Regions from separate parts of the Homo sapiens genome. Here region 1 is linked to region 2. A link is a loop called in an ENCODE intact Hi-C map of the cell type or tissue named here. Cell type or tissue: mammary epithelial cell. All regions are shown on one strand. Region 1 has its middle 75 kb from the start of CHD9NB. Region 2 overlaps CHD9 (chromodomain helicase DNA binding protein 9).

What was found. Peaks named below come from ENCODE experiments on the same cell type or tissue, not always from the same donor. Only the 100,000 strongest peaks of a DNase experiment are listed, where the experiment ranks them.
Region 1: a loop joins it to region 2, with 12 times the contacts of the local background. A loop is called at or near these places in 3 of 110 quality-filtered maps.

Annotation. Positions count from the first base shown.
Region 1 is chr16:52,973,922-52,981,921 of GRCh38, forward strand. No RefSeq gene overlaps it. Among named protein-coding and RNA genes, the nearest start is that of CHD9NB, 75 kb to the right of the region's middle. In mammary epithelial cell, a CTCF peak has its summit at 3,052; no DNase peak of the experiment used is centred here.
Region 2 is chr16:53,204,569-53,212,568 of GRCh38, forward strand. CHD9 (chromodomain helicase DNA binding protein 9) reads left to right here. Exons shown (of 39, transcript NM_001308319.2): 3 at 4,914-5,245. Among named protein-coding and RNA genes, the nearest start is that of CHD9, 150 kb to the left of the region's middle. RefSeq lists enhancers at 3,267-3,856, 3,857-4,444. In mammary epithelial cell, a CTCF peak has its summit at 3,357 (motif pointing left); DNase peaks (open chromatin) are centred at 3,403 and 3,883; H3K4me3 peaks cover 3,085 bases; H3K27ac peaks cover 2,881 bases.

The DNA.
Region 1 (8,000 bases), 230 kb before region 2:
CTTGTAGGGTTTCTTCAGAGAGATCTGCTGTTAGTCTGATGGGCTTCCCTTTGCGGGTAACCTGACCTTTCTCTCTGGCTGCCCTTAATATTTTTTCCTTCATTTCAACCTTGGTGAATCGGATGATTATGTGTCTTGGGGTTGCTCTCTTTGTGGTGTTCTCTGTATTTCCTGAATTTGAATGTTGGCTTGTCTTGCTAGGTTGGGAAAGTTCTCTTGATAACATCCTGAAGTGTGTTTCCCAACTTGTTTCCTTTCTCCCCGTCGTTTTCAGGTACACCAATCAGACATAGATTTGGTCTCTTCACACAGACCCATATTTTTTAAGGCTTTGTTCATTTCTTTTCATTCTTTTTTCTCTAGTCTTGTCTTCACACTTTATTTCATTAAGTTGATCTTCAATCTCTGATATCCTTTCTTCTGCTTGATTGATTCAGCTCTTGATACTTGTGTGTGCTTCACGAAGTTCTTTTGCTGTGTTTTTCAGCTCCATCAGGTCATTTATGTTCTTCTCTAAACTAGTTATTCTAGTTAGCAATTCATCTAACCTTTATTCAAGGTTCTTAGCTTCCTTGTATTGGGTTAGAATATGCTCCTTTAGCTCAGGAAGAGCTTGTTATTACCCACCTTCAGAAGCCTACTTCTGTCAATTCATCAAACTCATTCTCCATCCAGTTTTGTTCCCTTCCTGGTGAGGAGTTGTGATCTTTTGGAGGAGAAGCAGCATTCTGGTTTTTGGAATTTTCAGCCTCTTTGTGTTGGTTTTTCTTCATCTTCGTGGATTTGTCTACCTTTGGTCTTTGATGTTGGTGACCTTTGGATGGGGTTTTTGAGTGGTTGGTTTTTTTTATGATGTTGATGCTATTGCTTCCTGTTCATTAGTTTTCTTTCTAACAGGCCCCTCTTCTGCAGATCTGCTGGAGTTTGCTGGAGGTCCACTCCGGACCCTGTTTGCCTGCGTATTACCAGCGGAGGCTGCAGAACAGCAAAGATTACTGCCTTCTCCTTCCTCTGTAAGCTTCGTCCCAGAGGGGCACCTGCCAGATGCCAGCCTGAGCTCTCCTGTATGAGGTGTCTGTCGACCTCTGCTGGGAGGTGTCTCCTGTCAGGAGGCACAGAGGTCAGGGACCCACTTGAGGAGGCAGTGTGTCCCTTAACAGAGCTGGAGCTCTGTGCTGGGAGGTCTGCTGCTCTCTTCAGAGCCAGCAAGGAGGAACATTTAAGTCTGCTGAAGCTGCGCCCACAGTCGCCCCTTCCCACAGGTGTTCTGTCCCAGGGAGATGGGAGTTTTATCTATAAGCCTCTGACTGGGGCTGCTGCCTTTTTTTTCAGAGATGCCCTGCCTAGAGAAGAGGAATCTAGGGAGGCAGTCTGGCTACAGCAGCTTTGAGTCACTGTGGTGGGTTCCAACCAGTCCGAACTTCCCAGGGGCTTTGTTTACACTGTGAGGGGAAAACCACCTACTCAAGCCTCAGTAATGGCGGGCACCCCTTCCCACACCAAGCTCAAGCCTCCTAGGTCGACTTCAAACTGATGTGCTGGCAGCAAGAATTTCAAGCCAGGGGATCTTAGCTTGCTGGGCCATGTGGAGGTGGGATCTGCTGAGCAAGAGCACTCAGCTCCCTGGCTTCTGCCCCATTTCCAGGGGAGTGAACGGTTCTCTCTCACTGGCATTCCAGGCGCCACTGGAATATGAAAAGAAACTCCTGCAGCTAGCTCGGTGTCTGCCCAAATGGCCACCCAGCTTTGTGTTTGAAACCCAGGGCCCTGGTTGTGTAGACACCCAAGAGAATCTCCTCCTAGTCTCTGGGTTGTGAAGACTGTGGGAAAAGCATAGCATCTGGGCTGGAATGCACGGTTCCTCAAGGCATAGTCCCTCACGGCTTCCATTGGTTAGGGGAGGGAGTTCCCTGACCCCTTGCGCTTCCCGGGTGAAGTGACACCCCACCCTGCTTCGACTCGCCCTCTGTGGGCTGCACCCCCTGTCTAACCAGTCCCAATGAGATGAGCCAGGTACCTCCGTTGGAAATGCAGAAATCACCCGCCTTCTGCGTTGATCTCTTAGGGAGCCACAGACCCGAGCTGTTCCTATTCAGCCATCTTGCCCGGGAATCAACAGCAAGATCTTTAACAAAAGCACTAAAATGCAGAAGAAAAAAGGGGGGCACTAAATAGACATGAAAAGAACCTGTGTTTACAGTATGAGAGCTAAAACAAGAAGATAGAATGTTGTCTTGTTCAACTTTACCTGGGAACATGCATGTACATTGAGCAACTCAGCTTTTTCACTTCTCTGCAAATGTCCATGAGTGACCACAAAATTGCCAGAGGTATTCATTTAAGGGCTACTGATAAATTTTAGCGAGTAGGAGAATTCTTGAATGCAGAACCCATAAATAATGAAAATTGACTGTATAATAATGTATTTAATCTTTACACCAACCCTATAACTTAAGTATTACTATTATCCTCATTTCATAGATAAGTAAACTGAGGCACAGAGAGACTAAGCAATGTGCTCTGTGTGCAGTTTTAATTCAAATTCACTGACCTGGTTTTGTTTCTTTTTAAAACTAGATAAGTCACTGCTTGGTATTTAGTGTAGGGGCTTTTTTGTTTGTTTGCTTAAGAGATCAATTCAAAAAAAAAATAGCATGGCCCTAAGTTTTGGTTGGGAAGAAGGATCTGGGGACCTCAAATTTTTCAGGCCTTTTAATCAGGGCAGGTTGGAGAACAAACAAGCAGAAGATATAACAGACACTATCAGTGCTAACCCAAGTCCATCCCTATATGCTCCCTCCTGGCTGTAAGAGGGCAAAGCCTCTGTGTGACTCTGTGCTGAGGTTAATGCCTCCTCCTCCATGCCAGGGGATGAATCTCAATTAATATAGGCAGATCTGAACACTTCCATTTCCCTAACCAAACTAGTTTAGGCAAGAGCATGTGTTGCAATTCTAGCCAATGATAAGCAAAGGAAAATACACTGCAGGACTTCAGGGAAAGGGTTTCCCTTCTAGAAGAGATACCTGAGAAGAAGCAGTTTCTTCTCCTGCCTCTGGATGTCACTGTATGAGAACATGATGCTGGGAACCACTGTAGCCATCTCATGACCATGAGGAGACAAGCTAGAATGGCAGAGCTGAAAGATGTATCCTAGAATATGTCAATGGAGTATAGAATTAAACAATCCTAAAGACAGTCTGCCTCCAGCCCTTTGGCCATCTGATATAATGAACTCCTACCTGTTTAAGCTGCTTTTAGTTGGATTTTGATTCATAGAAACTTTAGGTGTCCTAATGGATGCATAAATTTTGCTTGGAGCCAGGCGTGGTAGCTCACATCTATTAATCCCAGCACTTTGGGAGGCCGAGGCGGGAGGATCACCTGAGGTTAGGAGTTCAAGACCAGCCTGGCCAACATGGTGAAACCCCGTCTCTATAAAAATACAAAAAAAGTTAGCCAGGCATGGTGGCAGGTGCCTGTAATCCCAGCTACTCTGGAGGCTGAGGCAGGAGAATCACTGGAACCTGGGAGGCAGAGGTTGCAGTGAGCCAAGATCATGCCATTGCACTCCAGCCTGGGCGACAAGAGAGAGACTTGCTTGGAAAAAAAAAATTGCTTGGAAATTCATTAGAATGGAGAACTGGATGTCATTAAGTCACAGAAATTGTATAGACAGAAACACAAAGAGATTGAACCCTATTTAAGAAGAGCAATGTACTGATTGCTAAGAGCTGCTGAGAGGACATAAATGGCCAAGGAAACTTTCCCTACTCAGAAACAGTTTATAATCTAGTTTGCTGAGAAAACCAAACACAGCCATTTCAAGAATTTATGTACAGAGAAATAGTAACTTCCGTTTAATTCCACCAGTGTTAATTCATGCAATACATGTGGTAGGGGGTGTGTTGATGAATTAAACATACTCTCTATCCTCAACAATCTTTTGGAGAAAATTAGACTGACAGGTAATTATAATTCAAGAAAAATTGTGGAAAGATGTTCTGGGAGAAAGATAAGTGAGAGAGTAATTTCTTTTGACAGAACCAGGAAAGCCTCATGTCTCTCCACTTAAAATTCTTCAGTGGTTTCCAATTGCTCTTCATTCATTCAGCTAATATTTCTTCAGCAATTACTCTAGGGAAGCCCTGGTCTAGGTGCTGGGGACACACCAATGTGCAAACAAAGTCCCTGTTCTCATGAGCTTACATTTTAACAGGAGGGAGATATACACTTAACAAATGAGTCAATATCTATTATGTCAAGGTGGTAAGTGTTACTGAGAAAAAGTAGGGTACAAAGAGTGGGGTGCTAGGTTTTAGGGTGCTATTTTGTTTAATTTTTATTTTTAGTTCCGGGGTCCATGTGCAGGATGTGCAGATTTGCTACATAGGTAAACGTGTGCCTTCGTAACTATTTTTCCTACTGCTCTCTCTCCCCCCGCCCCACCCACAACAGGCCCCAGTGTGTGTTGTTCCCCTCCATAAGTCCATGTGTTCTCATTATTCAGCTCCTACTTATAAGTGAGAACATGCAGTGTTTGTTTTCTGGTCCTGTGTTAGTTTGCTGAGGATAATGGCTTACAGCTTCATCCATGACCCTGCAAAGAACATGATCTCATTCATTTTTATGGCTACATAGTATTCCATGGTGTATATGTACCGCGTTTTCTTTATCCAGTCTATTGTTGGTGGGCATTTGAGTTGATTCTATGTCTTTGCTATTGTGAATAGTGCTGCAGTGAACATACGTATGCATGTGTCTTTGTAATAGAATGATTTATATTCCCTTGGATATATACCCAGTAATGAGATTGCTAGATCAAATGGTATTTCTGGTTCTAGATCTTTGAGGAATCACCACACTGTCTTCCATAATGGTTGAACTAATTTGTATGCCCACCAACAGCATAAAAGCATTCCTGTTTCTCCACAACCTCACCAGCATCTGTTTAATAACTGTCATTCTGACTGGCATGAGATGGTATCTCATTGTGGTTTTGATTTGCATTTCTCTAATGATCGGTGATGTTGAGATTTTTTTCATATGTTTGTTGGCTTCGTGGATGTCTTCTTTTGAGAAGTGTCTGTTCATTGCCTTTGCTCACTTTTTAATGGGGTGGTTTGTTGTTGCTTTTTTCTAGTAAATTTGTTTGAGTTCCTTGTAGATTCTGGATATTAGACCTTTGCCAGATGGATAGATTAAAAAAATTTTCTCCCACTCTCTAGGTTGCCTGTTCACTCTGATGATAGTTTATTTTTCTGTGCAGAAGCTCCTGAGTTTAGTTAGATCCCATTTGTCAATTTTTGCTTTTGTTGCAATTGCTTTTGGCAATTTTAAACATGATGGTGAGAAGCTGCCATTTGAGCAGACAGCTGAAGGAACTCAAAAGTGAGCCATGTGTGGATATCTGGGGAAAGTGTTCCAGGCAGGAGGAACAGTAAGTGCTAAGGCCCTGAGGCAGACAATTCCTGGCATACTACAGGAACAGAAGCAGGTCTGTTCATGGAACAGCATGAAGGATGGGAAACTGTGGGGGATGAGATCAGAAAAGCAGTCACGGGCAGAGCCAAATTTACCATGAGGTTAATGAAGCTGTGACAATGTGCTCTGAAAGTCATAATCTGCTATAATCTGCAAAAGTAAGATATTTATTTTCAGCCTCACAAAGTGGCTCACACCAGTAATCCCAACACTTTGGGAGGCTGAGGCAGGAGAATTGCTCAAGGTCTGGAGTTCAAGACTAGCCTGGGCAACATAGTGAGACCCCCATCTCTACCAAAAATGTAAAAATTAGCTGGGTGTAGTGGTGCACACCTGTAGTCCCAGCTACTCAGGAGGCTGAGATGGGAGCATCCCTTGAGCCTAGGAGGTTGAGACTGCAGTGAGCCATGTTCATGCCACTGCACTCCAGCCTGAGCCACAGAGCAAGACCTTGTCTCAAAAAAAAAAAAAGATATTTTAGCCACAATCAGTTAAAAAATGCTATTTCTTTCCACTCTGCCTTCCCCATCATATTTCCCTCCATGCTGTGTCTTTAGAGAAGCTGCACGTATTTGGGAAACCAGGCTAAGAGGAAATTCTATTGGTGATATATCTGGTCTGGGTTCAGGGGTATATGATATATTTATGTGGATCATGGTCACTTCCATGACTAGCTGTCTTTCTATAGGAGTAGCTCCCAGGATAACTTCTGTAGCTCAGCACCCAGAAGAGTGACCCAAAGATGCAGGGCCAGATGTCCAGTGGGGATAAAAATTCATTCTACAGAGCCCTGGGCTGGAATTCTGTGAGGAGTAGAGAGTGGAGAAGCAACGTGGTATTAAATCCACAGAACCGGAAGTCATCTTTAGAAAATTTTCCCAACATCTGATGTGCAAACTCGTAAGTAGAAGTTTCACTTCTCATTGAAACTTAATCAAAATGGAAGTTCTCTCCCATTGGGAATATGCCCAAGACTGCTGAGACTACAATGATAAATGCACCTCTGTTGATGGAATCTCAAGAAATAGAGTTTATCAGGCAAAGGCACAAACCAGAGACAGTGCTACAAACAGCAAGTCTATCTGTATGCAAAGCCACCTACCATCAATAATAAAAAACAAATTTCAAACAATCATCCTAGAGGAAAAACTGAATTATCTTGCTATTCTCTCTATTGAACATGATGTTATAATATCATTGTCCTATGGAGAGGCAATCAGACAAAGAATGTATGCAGACAAAGAATGTAGGGGGAATGTAACAGAGGGGGTTCTCAGGCAGTTCATTAATAAAAAACGTTGCATTCTTTTTCTGGATTTTGTGAGGTTTCTGGTATTTGTCAGCTTTTCAGCTTTGTAATGTGTGGCAAGTTCTTTCCTCATGTAAAAATACATTCACTTTCAAGTATTATTTTGTACTTTTAATTTTGTACAAAATTCAAAGATAAATTCAAAACTCAAGCTTTATTTATTTATCTATTTATTTATTTTTTTGAGATGGAGTCTCACTGTGTCGCCCAGGCTGGATTGCAGTGGTGCGATCTCGGTTCATTGCAACCTCTGCCTCCTGGGTTCAAGTGATTGTCCAGCCCTGGCCTCCAGAGTAGCTGGGATTATAGGAGTGTGCCACCATGCCCAGCTAATTTTTGTATTTTTTAGTAGAGATGGGGTTTCGCCATTTTGGCCATGCTGGTCTTGAACTCCTGACCTCAGGTGATCCACCCACCTCGGCCTCCCAGAGTGCCGGGATTACAGGCATGAGCCACTGCACCTTATTTATCTTAAAGAAGGCCCCCAAATTGTTTCAGCTTCAGGTCTCAGAAAGCCTGGGTCTTCCCTGAGTCAGAACCATTTTGAAGGCTTATGAAGCATGATGCCAGAAGCCCTGGGACAGTTCAGTGGTGATTCCTAGATCTGGGGATTTCATAGACCAGTAACATTTCCAAAAAATAAAACAATTTTTGTTTTTGTTTTTGTTTGAGACGGAGTTTCACTCTGTTGCCCAGGCTAGAGTGCGGTGGCATGATCTCAGCTCACTGCAACCTCTGCCTCCCAGGTTCAAGTGATTCCCCTGCTTCAGCCTCCAGAGTAGGTGGGATTACAGGCACGCACCACCACACTAATTTTTGTATTTTTAGTAGAGACAGGGTTTCACCATGTTGGCCACGCTGGTCTCGAATTCCTGACCTCAGGTAATCCGCATGCCTCAGCCTCCCAAAGTGCTGAGATTACAGGTGTGAGCCACTATGCCCAGCCTCCAAAAAAATTTGTTTTGAAGGGACCAATATTTGATTGCTAAATGTAAAAGTAAAAAGCCACATAAATGAACACTTAAACCAACCATGTCTATAGTGTTGATGGTTTTTTTTTTAAATAGTTCTTACATAGAAATATACTGAAATATTTACGGATAAAATTATACAATGTCGGAGCTAAGTACAGTGTCTCATGCCTGTAATACCAGCACTTTGGGAAGCCGAGGTGGAAGGATCACTTGAGTCCAAGAGTTCTAGACTA
Region 2 (8,000 bases):
TGTTTTTTTAGTAGTTGTCTGGACCCTTTAAATGTGTATCATGACTTGCTATTAGGTCATGACCTGTCTTTGACAAACACTTATACTATAAATCTTTGAGTTTCCCCAGTACTGAAATATGATATATAGAGTCTTCCATATATTCCTTCCAGGTGCTATCAAAATAACATATCACATATGATATCATCTCTTGTACTATAGGTTTTCTTTTTTAATGAATATTTGGATATGATATTAATATATGTGCCTTTTATGTATTTTTTTGTTTATATGTTTGTTTGTTTATTTGTTTTGAGACAGAGTTTCGCTCTGTTGCCCAGGCTAGAGTACGGTGGCATGATCTCAGCTGACTGCAACCTCCACCTCCTGGGTTCAAGCGATTCTCCTGCCTCAGCCCCCTGAGTAACTGGGATTAGACGTGCGCCACCATGCCCAGCTAGTTTTTGTATTTTTAGTAGAGATGGGGTTTCACCATGTTGGCCAAGCTGATCTAGAACTCCTGACCTCAAGTGATGCATCCACCTTGGCCTCCCCAAGGCTGGGATTACAGGCATGAGCCACCGCGCCCGACCTATTATTTTAATCATACAAGCTCATGGGGAGCAAGGCCTGTGACTTTATTTTAAATTTTTAAATACTTTGTATTTTGAAACTTATCACACTTACAGAAAAATTGCAAGCATAGTACAAATAAATTATTTTACTCCATTTGAATAGGGTGCAGACCTAGTAATCCATCATCCCCAAAGACTTTGGTATATGTTTTCTACAGATCAGAACATTTCCTACATAACCACAGTATAACAAGTAGAAAGTTAATAAAGCAGGAGCTGTGGGGACTTAGAAGAGGAAAAAAACCAAAAATACAATTAAGTAGATTTGGCAGAATTTGATGACTGCTTAGATGGTGGGGGGAAGGGCAGAAAAACCATAACATTGTATGTTTGTGTGTGTGAATTGGGAAATGACCAACATTAAAAATGTTCAGTTACTTAACACCTCTGTTGATATTCTGTGGGAATATGGTTTTAAAATGCTGTATTCTAGTAGCAGAGGAAATATTTCATCATAGATTTATTAAGGTTTATTAAACAGTTGGGATTCTGAGTCAGGTAGTAGAATCTATTGAAAAACTTTATAAGAGAAGTGAGTTGTTTTGGAAATCCTCTTAGGTTCTTTGAATAGTGTCAGTGAATTATAAGGGTAATGGAAGAAAACAGCAGGAGGATCTGCATCTTACATTCCAGCCCTGACTTCTCTCTCTGATGATCCAGTCCCAAATTTCAAATTGCTAGAGATCTCCATTTCAAACTCAGTATGAAAAGAATTAAACTTGTTATACACACATACACATTCTTTCTCAACTAGGTTTCCTATTTCTTTTACTTTTTTTTTTAAATTAAGACAGAGTTTCACTCTTGTTGCCCAGGCTGGAGTGCAATGGCATTATCTCTGCTCACCACAACCTCCGCCTCCCAGGTTCAAGCAGTTCTCCTGCCTCAGCCTCCTAAGTAGCTGGGATTACAGGCATGCACCACCAGGCCCAGTTAATTTTGTATTTTTAGTAGAGGCGATTTTTCCTCCATGTTGGTCAGGCTGGTCTCGAACTCCCGACCTCAGGTGATCCGCCCACCTCGGCCTCCCAAAGTGCTGGGATTATAGGCATGAGCCACCACACCTGGCCTTCTTTTACCTTTTCTTGGTCGAGAAACCAAGTGCTGGCTCTTCCTGCTCCTCAGCCATGCCTCACCTCTGTCTAGTTGATTTCTACACTTTTGAAAGGGCACCGGGAAAAAAAAAAAAAAACCATCCTAGCCTTATTATTTGGTATCTCTGCAATTTTGAGAATGTTACTACTTTCCTTTGTCCTCAAATTAAACTCTGTAAATTATGATAGTTGAACCAAACATGATTAAAATATAATGGTTAAGAGTGTGGTCTCCCTAACAAGACCCCCTTGTCTTTTAATCCCTGCTCCACTATTCAGTAGCTGTGTGATCTTGGGCAAGTCATTTCTCTATCCCCCAGTATCCTCATATAAAATGGGAATAACAGTAGTACCTATCTTACAGGGTTGTTCTGAAGATTGAGTCAATATATAGGAAATATTAGGAATAGTGCCTGGTACATAGTAAGCACTACATTTTAGCTCTTATTGTCATAATGATTTTTGTAATTGTTTGCTCTCTCAGTTCCATTCTGTCTCTTTGTAATGCTACTATCAGAGTATTTCTCTCATTAGCCAGCCCCTTGTCTCCATTATCACTGTTATTACCCTATTATTAATCAGGATTACATTAGTTATTAAATGTAAAATAGAATAATCCCTGGCACTTAGTAAGTAGTCTGTAAGTGTTATCTCATTATTGTTATTATTTTCACATTGATGACATCTCAAGTCAGATCCTTTCCTCGTCCTTACTTGTCCTCTGCCTTTAATCTCTCATGCCATCCAGATGGGTCTTTCTAGAGCCCTGTTTAGATAGTGTTGTTTCTGTTTTGAGGCCTTTGGTACCTAAAAGGGGCAGAGGGGAGAACCCAATGTTGTTTTATAGTGATATCAGATGACTAACCAGGACCAACTGAAAAAATGGCATTGATGAAAGAGGTAAACTTGAATTTTAAAGCAGTGAAATTTTGTTTTAGTGATTTAAGGGCATTGCTTACTAAAATAGAATCAATTTTTATAGAAAGAAAAGTTGTACTGATGTTCAAATTCAAGTTGACTTGCTATGGAACTAAACCTACAGTTTTACCTGAAAAACTCATCAGTGCAGTTAAAATAGAAGGTTAGGAGGAAAGGTCAGAAAGGTTTTTTATGTTACGAAAAAAATGTATTCATCCATGTTAAGACGATGAAACAATTTTAACATTGTTAGTAATCTTTATAAACAGTTCTCATTTGTTCATTTCAAAATTTTAAGCTTCTTTTTATAATTCAAATGAAAATAGCTTCATTTCTGTATTTTCAAAATAACACTGTTAGCTTTTTGTTAGAAAAATTATAAGAAACCTTATCTAACTTCTTAAACTTATTTTGGGTTCATTTGCATGACCTCTTTAACCCTTTGCTAATCTTCAGCTATTTCATATTTTAAATATTTTAGAGTATCTTGGAGAAAAGTATTTTTTTCCAATAAAAATTGCTTTAGATTTTGTTTTTTTAAAATATTGATAGCCACATAATGCCATTTTACCACAGTTTAGTTCTCAGGTGATTTTTTTTTTTAATCAGATTTTTATGTATATTTTTTAAAACTTTACTGCAGGAAATGGCAGAGTGAGAGTTAATGTGTTACATGGAGGGAAGAACAGTCCATTGGGGGTTAAATTGCAGAGTCTAATGGAATAATAACTGGTAGCACCATCTGCTGGCCTACTTCCGCAGAAGGAGTCAGTATTTTTAACGACATCTCTAATATTCATGCTGATGCATTTTGATGCTTTGTGCATTCATTTCTTTCTGTGCTTTGTTGGAATCTGGCTATCTGCTTACAGCTATTGAGGAAACTCAGCTTTTTAGGAGTGTTTACAGCCTTTTTCATACCTAAATAGGATGAACAGTAGATATAAACTTGCCAAGGCAGAAATGTGTTGATAAATCAAAATGTGTATTTGTGGAGGGTTGTGCATCTCTTGGTTGCAGCTTGCTAAATAGGCCATTTAGGAATCTTCTTTCAATGCTTTTTTCTTGAGCACTGCCTGGGGTGGTGAAAAAGCAGAGGGCAAGCCTTTGTCTGACGCCAAAAATGTCTTCAGTGAAGAGGCCAAGAGGAAGGGTAAGTGAAAGCCTGAATGAGTGGGAGGAGGAGGGGTTCTTTGGGCTAAAAGGCTAATGGGATTGAATAACCTTCCTTATTACTGGCTGCTGCTACGGGAGTCGTACTGCATCGCCATCTTGAGCTTGTTGCTGTTTCCTCGAGTCTTGGTTATTTGTTATAGCCTGTAGGCCTTAAGGTGGCATTTTAGTGAGCAATTCTAAACCCTCCTTCCTTTCCCAGTGCTGCAGTGCTGCTATGAAACCTTTGATGAGGCAGGTATAGAAAAAATATCCAGTGAAGCACACTGGAATCAGCATGAAAATGTGTTTGGAAATTCCTGATGGTTTTTTCCTTTGGTATAGTCAGAGGCATGTTTACGGGTAAGAACATAACAAAACTGTGATCTAAGTATATGTGGATGAATGCGTGTTTGAAGAGGAAATTCTTTTTAAAATGCTCTTGATCTGCTTCCTGTGATATTGCTAAATATTAATAATTTTAATGTAAAACTGTAAAACTTGTTTATTTCCCAAATTGCTTGAGCAAAATAATTATGATATAGAAAAAGAAAAAAAATTTTCACATTTAACTCTTTCATGGGAAAACTAAAACTTTCTCTAATTTTAAGTATGAGAATGTCTGTTTACTAACTAGCTATGTTGCTGCACTTAAATATTAAATGATTTCAGGTTGTAGTCGTAAAGCAGAGGTTTTATTTTTCTAAAAGCCATAATAAACTGTATGGAGTAATTCTAAATTAAAATTATTTAAAAATTTATTAATGTTCAGAATTTTGGAGGGAAGAGGAAAGAAAAGACTTTTATTCCAAATGCACAGAATATTTATGGGATAAAATTTGAATCAACTATCTTTACAGGACAAAACTTGAATCAACTAACCAAGAATGCTATGAAAATATCAATGAATCTATATTATTCTTCTTTAACCTTCATTTTTAAAAGTAGCAATTGAGCTGTTTATATCTGTACTAATTTCTTGATAAGCAAAATGTTTTAAATTTGTTTGTAGCACTCACATATTTGCTAATGTAATTTTACCTCTCTAAACATAATTTAAGATTTTCAGATATTTGTGACAATTGTTTTAGATGTACTTTGGTATATTCTATAAAAAATATTTTTGTTTCTGTAGCCTCCATCTTCCAAGAAGAGCGATGGTTCTGGGACATATACTAAGTTGCAGAATACCCAGGTGAGGGTCATGTCTGAGAAGAAGCAGAGAAAAAAGGTGGAATCAGAAAGCAAGCAAGAAAAGGCTAATCGTATAATATCAGAGGCCATAGCAAAAGCAAAGGAGCGTGGGGAACGCAATATTCCACGAGTAATGAGCCCTGAAAACTTTCCTACTGCTTCAGTTGAAGGAAAAGAGGAAAAGAAAGGTAGAAGGATGAAATCCAAGCCAAAGGACAAAGACAGCAAAAAAACAAAAACATGTTCTAAGTTAAAAGAGAAGACAAAAATTGGGTAAGTTGGTTAAGAATTAAATTTAATTCCTTTCAATGTTCTGTTAAAGTTCAAACTGTCCAACCATCTACTTTTGATTTGAGTATATTTACTCCCATATTTGAGTTTTAAATTGTTGGCTACTATGTGTGCTTTATTTCATTGCCGAATGAATTAGATAATATTCCAGGATCTCCCAAATTTTATGGTTCTATGAATGTAGAATGTAGCTTTTTGTATGTTAATATTATTAAAAGGGATTTAAAGTAGTAAAATATTTCAGTATACGAATCAGGAAAAGGATAAAAACAAACAAAATGAAATCCATATTGCTGTGCCAGTTTCATATTCACTTTCTTTACAGAGCATGCATTGAAATTCTTTATAAGATTCTTTTTCTCTTGGTTGTACTTGTGCCTCACTGAGCACTCATAGTTTGGAAACATGAAATGTAATATTTTCTTAATAAAACCACAACTTTGGACTGAATGAAATGGCAAAAAAAAAAAAAAAACACTAATACCATATAAATCAACAATAAGTGGTTGCCAGTTCTTACTGATTTACTTCCATATAGTCTGATTTACTTTACGTAATAAAGAGGCCAGGTGAGGATTAATGCTCCAAGAGAATTATAAGGACAAAGAATTGCTCTAGGAGGATATATTAATCCTATGTATTTTACTGCTTATCCAAAATATTTTCAAAAAATAAAATACAGTAAATGTTATAATTTGCTTTATAGGTGTATTTGCTTAGCATGCAAGGGTAAGCATAACTAAGCCAACATAGTTTAGAATTGTTTTTTCAGGACTGGTTATTTTTGAGGACTTCATGTGGAAATTTGACATAAAGGGGTCAATCTAACTTTTCTCTTTTTCACAAAAAGTCCGCAATAAAGAATGTCTTTATTGTGAAAATCTTCATTTGCTCAGAAATTGTTGATATATTATATAGATATTTAGAACTAATGCAATTTTATAAATCAAATGAATTCTTAGCATTTTAAATGTAACCGCCAAATTATTTAGTTTGGTCCTTATGTCATTCAGGTCCAAACGATTAAATAATATGGGCTCTCTTGTTATAATAGATTAATAATCATATTGATTTTGCATTTTACTTGCAGACAGCTAAAATGAAATTTGAAAGATTTCTACTTCTTTTATTGTTTTTTTAGAGGTTTTAGGTATGAAAGTAACTTATTTTTCCAAAGCTCTGCCCAGTTTTAATTCAGGAAATCCCATATTTAGTCTTTTGCTGAACCAAAATTTAATATAATTAAGGGTTTCCAGTTTTAACTTGTTCAGAGATCTAGACAGAGTAGAATACTATTTGGAAGAGTAACGTTTTGAAAAACAATGCATAAAATGAGGAAATTGGTTGATAAACTTTTAAAAGTTACACTAACCGTTACTTGCCTCAAACTTGGGAAGGAACAGCTAAAGGCAAAAGATACCAGAAGTAAATCTAGTTTAAGAAAAAACATTGTACATAAGAGATAACTAGAAATAATTAAATTAGAAACACAGATTTTTAGAAAAGTGAATTAATATAGTAAGGGGAGTAGTAACACTGAAGCGGAGTACTGACTAGTTTTGTGATATCTGTGTTTTTGTTAGGAGTAGGTAAATTATTCATAGTAAATTATTTTAATATTGCACAACATTGACCAATTTTTCTAGAGGTAGCAAATTCTAGAAAACAAAATCGATAAGAATTGTACTAGAAATTTTTTTTTGTTTTGGCTAAATACATGGTAAAATATTGAGTAGTTGCTAGAAAAGAAAAATTGTTGAAAATATAGGCCTTTTTGATAGAAGAATTTATAAGTCGCAGGCAGATAAGTGAATTGATAGAAGAATTTATAAGTCGCAGGCAGATAAGTAGTATTGAAGTTTGCATATGTATTACTAAGCTGTTAGAGTAAAACAGTGTCAATCATTTATATCAGTCAAAGACAAAAATTATTGTCATGTTGGAGGAAAAGGCATAGTTGGAATAAATGAAATTCATATACAATCCAGAATTCCAGTATTAGCCAATGAAATATTTCATTACTGTGCTTTCCAATAAGCCACTATACTTTGTAATTTTGAATTTGGTGAGTTTTAAATTTTTGAGTGAAGAATCATTTAAGTAAAGTTCAGTTGCATCATTTCAACTAGCACCATTTTATAATTAAACATCTCATTTAAAATTTTTTATTTTTCTATTAATTTTAGGACAATTGGGCTGTTCCTAATACCAAATTATTGATATTAGTTAATTTGGAAAGCAGTGCAACTTAATCAACAGCAGTGTAAAATATAAATTTTAAAATTAATGGCTGGGCGCGGTGGCTCATGCCTGTAATCCCAGCACTTTGGGAGGCCGAGGCGGGCGGATCACGAGGTCAGGAGATTGAGACCATCCTAGCTAACACCGTGAAACCCCATCTCTACTAAAAATACAAAAACAAAATTAGCCAGGCGTGGTGGTGGGCACCTGTAGTGCCAGCTACTCGGGAGGCTGAGGCAGGAGAATGGCGTGAACCTGGGAGGCAGAGGTTGCAGTGAGCCGAGATTGCACCACTGCACTCCAGCCTGGCTGACAGAGCGAGATTCCATCTCAAAAAAAAAAAAAAAATTTTTTTTAAAGTAACTAAATTTGTAAACAATAATTTATGGTTGATGTCATCAGGGTTGGTGTTTATTTAACCCATATATGTGATTTGATGTAATCTAGGAAGACTAATCTGAAGAAAAGCAATACTGCCCCTGCTTGCTAATGTGCT